2 separate regions of the Homo sapiens genome follow, and region 2 is linked to region 1. A link is an interaction called in ENCODE POLR2A ChIA-PET data of the cell type or tissue named here. Cell type or tissue: PC-9. All regions are shown on one strand.

Region 1 (2,500 bases):
CTGAGCTTGAACTCCTGAACTTAAGCGATCTGCCTACCTTCACCTCCCAAAGTGCCAGGATTACAGGCATGAGCCAACATGCTTGGCCAATAGTTCATTTTTAAAGTGTGAAGATGGTATTGTGGTTTTGTTTTGTTTTGTTTTAAGATTCTTTATACTTTAGAGGTACACACTGAAGTATTTTCAGATGAAATAATGGGCTATCTGGGCTTTGTTCAGCATAATTCCAAAATGGGTGGGGGAACAATGAAACAGATTGACCATGTTAGTAAGTGTTGAAGTTCAGTGGTGGGTACATGTACATGAGAGATCATTATACTATTTACTCTACTTTTGTTTTTATTTGAACATTTTAAAAAATATTTTAAAAAATCCTTACTAAGGTACGTTTTACTTTAATTCTCTTTGAGAGCCCATAGGTAACACCTTTAAAAGCCTTATTTTGCTGCCTCTGTGAGAAAACTATTTGACAGCTTCTGTAGGATGGGGTGTTATAGATTGCTTTCACCAAGCACATCTGAGAAGTATGGTCAGAATCGGGTGAACCTCTATGCTTTAAAACTTGAGGGTCAGGTGCAGTGGCTCATGCCCATAATCCCAGGACTTTGAGAGGCAGAAGTGGGAGGATCGCCTGAGCTTAGGATGTTCGAGACCAGCTTGGGCAATATAAGGAGACCTCACCTCTACAAAAAAATTTAAAAAGCTGGTGGGGGGTGGGCGTGGGCCTCTAGTCCCAGCTACTCAGGAGGCTGAGGCAGGAAGATTGCTTGAGCCCAGGAGATGGAGGCTGCAGTGAGCCGTGATGGCGCCACTGAACTCCAGCTTGGGTGACAGAGACCCTGTCTCAAAAAATAAATAAAATGGCACCATTTGAAAGAGCTTCTGTTCTTTTATTTACCCCTGGATAATAGGGTGGGAAGAGGCCAACGACCAGTGGACAGGTCATTTAAGGGCGGCTTTGACAAATGCTCTGACTCAAGGAAGCCAGTTGCACCTATGCTCCTGGCAATCTCCAGACTGTCTGCATGACGCTCTCTCCTGAGCAGTAACTCCTGACCAGAACTTCCCAAGAAAACCTCAGCAAGTGTATAGGTGGATTAAGCACCTCCTGCCTCCTTTGCAACCACCATTCTCCCCTCTGCACCAGCTTATATAAACACAGCTGTATCAGCAGCCCTCCAGCTGCCAACTCTCCTAGAAGATATTTGGCATTTTCCTATTCTGGCTAAAAATAAGTCTCAGGCTCTCCTGGGCATCTGCAGGTGGAGTGCTCATTCTGCCATGCTGGAGTTTTCTTAAGATGCTGTAAGTAAGAAACATGGAATTACTTGTATCATGTTCATGGCAGAAGCTCTGCTCCTTCCCTTGGGAAATGGTCACAAGCATAATCAAAGCTGAAAGGAGCCCTTCTGCCTGTCCCTAAAGGTCTTCACTCACTGGGTACTAACCTCGAACATGGCATCTGCAGACAGAGGGCATGGGTTCAAGTCCCAGTCCTTCTGGTTAGCTAGGTCTGGGACAGGTTCCTTAAACTCCTTGAGTCTTAGTTCTCTTATAATGGGCATGATAGTAATATCTACACCTCTTGGTTATGACAATTAAATGGTATGTGAAAAGGGCTTTGGAAACAGCCCTATAAATGTGCTATTTTTTTTCCTTCTTCTTCTTCTTTTTTTTTTTTGAGATGGAGTTTCACTCTTATTGCCTAGGCTGGAGTGCAATGGTGCGATCTAGGCTCATCGCAACCTCCGCCTCCCAGGTTCAAGCGATTCTCCTGCCTCAGCCTCCTGAGTAGCTGGAATTACAGACATGCGCCACCACACCTGGCTAATTTTGTATTTTTAGTAGAGACGGGGGTTTCTCCATGTCAGTCAGGCTGGTCTCGAACTCCCGACCTCAGGTGATCCGCTTGCCTCAGCCTCCCAAAGTGCTAGGATTACAGGCGTGAGCCACCGCACCCAGTCTATTTTTTTCCTTCTTAATACACTCTCCCACCCACCCCCCTTGGACCAACAGGCTCTCATTTATACACTCAACAAACACTTGAGACATTTTAAGAAAAGAAAACTTCAGACCAATATCCCTCATGAACATAGGTTCAGACATTCTTAAAATGTTGGCAAGTCACCTCTAACATATATGAATAGGATAATACATCGTGACCAAATGGGGTTAATCTCAGCACAGCAAGTTGGTTTAACATTTGTAAATCAATGTTGGCTGGGCGTGGTGGTTCATGCCTGTAATCCTAGCACTTTGGGAGGCTGAGGCAGGGAGACTGCTTGAGCTCAGGAATTTGAGACCAGCCTGGGCAACATTATGAGACCTTATAATGAGATTTTGTTTCTAAAATGTCAGCTAGGCGTTGTGGCACACGCCCATAGTACCAGTTACTTGGGAGATTGAGGTGGGAGGATTGCTTTAGCCTGGGTGATCGAGGCTGCAGTGAGCCGAGATCAAGGCTGCAGTGAGCCATGATTGCACCACTGCACTCCAGCCT
Region 2 (2,500 bases), 300 kb before region 1:
GAGGGGAGGGATGGATGAATGGATGGATGGATGGATGGATGGATGGATGGATGGATGGATGGGTGGATGGATGGATGGATTACAAAGGTTAAAGAGTGAGCAATGCAGGCCAGGCTGTGGCTCATGCCTGTAATACCAGCACTGTGGGAGGCCCAGGTGGGCCAATTATTTGAACCCAGGAGTTCAAGACCAGCCTGGGCAATATAGTAAGACCCCCATCTCTACAAAAAATACAAAAATTAGCCAGGTGTGGTAGTGTGTGCCTCTAGTCCCAGCTACTCAGGAGGCTGAGGTGGGAGGATTGCTTGAGTCCAGGAGGCTGAGGCTGCAGTGAGCCATGATTACGCCAATGCCCCTCTGCCTAGGCAACAAAGCAAGACCCTGTCCAAACGAAACAAAACAAAAAACAGTGCATAAGTAAAGCTTGACTGCAAAGTACGATGAGGGAGAAGACATTAGCTATGGATAGTTTATTTTAACTTCAAGGCATTTGGTAGCAGTGGAGGGATAGGGAAGAACAGGTGGACTTTTTGGTCTTTTGTTTACTGGAGGAGATTTGAACATGCTTCTAGGCTAAGGACAAAGCAGATAGCCACTGGAGGAGAGACTGAAAATATTTATTCAATCAAGAAATATTTATTGAGTACCAACAATGTGCCAGGCTCTGTACAGGAAGTGAGCAAGATATAGACGGTGTTCCTGTGCCATGGAACTTTCATTCCAGCAGAAAATAGAAAGGATAATGGGTCATGATCCATGAGAAAATGGAACCGCGTGCTGATTGGTGTGTTCTCGGGAAGAGCAAAATGTTTTAATGTTAGTCCAGGTCAAACATAATTATGAAGGTGAGACTCCCGAAGGGAAAAGCCACATACATTCCAAAGCCACCTGGATGCGTGTGTGTGTGTGTGTGTGTGTGTGTGTGGCAGTGGGATGGTGGGTGGGGGGACATAGAGAAAGAGCAAAAGTAAAGCTGGACGTGTCCAATGTATATTTGCCAAAAACATTTTTCTCTCCTGTGATTCAGACAAGGTGGTGCTTTCAGGATATACAAGTGAAACCAAGGCAGAAAAAGACATGGCCAAGTCTTGTCTAGCCGGTTAGCCTAAGCTTTTCTGGTCTTTTGTAAGTGACTCATTTCCCTTTTGTGTGGTTTTCTTAATATATTCTGCATAAGGCTGGCTGTTACATCCAAACAGAAGCAAAATGTATGATCTGAGCATGCACTGCCTCTTGATCTAATCCACTTCTTAATTACATTTATGTTCATTGTCTTTGAGTCCTATAGTTTGGGACAATTCTACAGGCTCCCCACCCCTAGAAGTCATTCATTATCAGCTACCAGCCACTCAATGTTTAGTTATAGTGAATAAAATACTTTCAGTGTCAGAAACTATAGATCTCATTTCTAACTCTAGATTAATTCTGTTTCGCTGATAATATTAAGAAATGGCTGTAAATTGGATGAAAATATTCTAAAATTATTTCACTATTATCATTTCTTTCTCTTTTTTTTGACACTCTGTTGCCTAGGGCTGGAAGGCAATGGTACAATCATAGCTCCCTGTAACCTCAACCTTCCAGGCTCAAGTGATCCTCCCACCTCAGCCACCCAAGTAGCTGAAACCTAGCTAATTTTTAAATTTTTTGTAAAAACAGCATCTCACTACATTACCCAGGCTGGTCTCCAACTCCTGGGCTCAAGCTGTCCTCCCTCCTCAGCCTCCAAAAGTGCTGGGATTTCAGGCCTGAGCCACAGTGCGTGGCCCACTTTTATTACTCCTATTTCTATTATTATAGGCTATCCCCAAATACTTTTTAGAAGTAGGCAGAGTATATTCGCAAGTACCTTTTTAATTACCTAGAAAACAAATCTACAAAGAATGAAGACATGGGACTCAGTTTGTGATTTCCTCATTTTTAATGTGTGGTATTATAGAGGCCTTACTAATCCTCTGTGATTAGCTGTGGAAAATTTTGCTTTAATCTTTGCAACAGGTTAGATCATGAGACAGTGAACACCAAAAAAAAATTGCAACTCTGTAGTATTGAAAAAATTTTATATGGCATATTTCTTGTAACAAAGCATAGCTCAGGCTGGGCGCAGTAATCCCGGCACTTTGGGAGGCCAAGGCAGGCAGATCACCTAAGATCAGGAGTTCGAGACCAGCCTGGCCAACACAGTGAAACTCCGTCTCTACTAAAAATACAAAAATTAGCCGGCCATGGTGGTGCACACCTGTAATCCCAGCTACTTGGAAGGCTGAGGCACGAGAATCACTTGAACCAGCAAGGCAGGGGTTGCAGTGAGCTGAGATTACACCGCTGCCCTCCAGCCTGGGCAACAGAGTTAGACTCCATCTCAAAAAAAAAAAAAAAAATTATAGCTCAAAGCTTGAAAATCATTTTGTTTTCATGGGATTCATTGTAAAGGAGATTTGACCTAACATATTATTAATACTGATCTTTTCATTCCGTTAAGTATTCACTATCATAGAAC

What was found. Peaks named below come from ENCODE experiments on the same cell type or tissue, not always from the same donor. Only the 100,000 strongest peaks of a DNase experiment are listed, where the experiment ranks them.
Region 2: POLR2A ChIA-PET joins it to region 1 with 13 read pairs; 2 of 35 experiments call an interaction of 5 or more read pairs at or near these places.

Annotation. Positions count from the first base shown.
Region 1 is chr17:32,249,891-32,252,390 of GRCh38, reverse strand. The region is part of intron 1 of LOC124903979 (a long non-coding RNA gene); the gene reads right to left. Among named protein-coding and RNA genes, the nearest start is that of RHBDL3, 15 kb to the left of the region's middle. In PC-9, no CTCF peak of the experiment used is centred here; no DNase peak of the experiment used is centred here.
Region 2 is chr17:32,549,982-32,552,481 of GRCh38, reverse strand. The region is part of intron 21 of MYO1D (myosin ID); the gene reads left to right. Among named protein-coding and RNA genes, the nearest start is that of CDK5R1, 64 kb to the right of the region's middle. In PC-9, no CTCF peak of the experiment used is centred here; a DNase peak (open chromatin) is centred at 1,091; H3K4me3 peaks cover 691 bases; H3K27ac peaks cover 1,856 bases.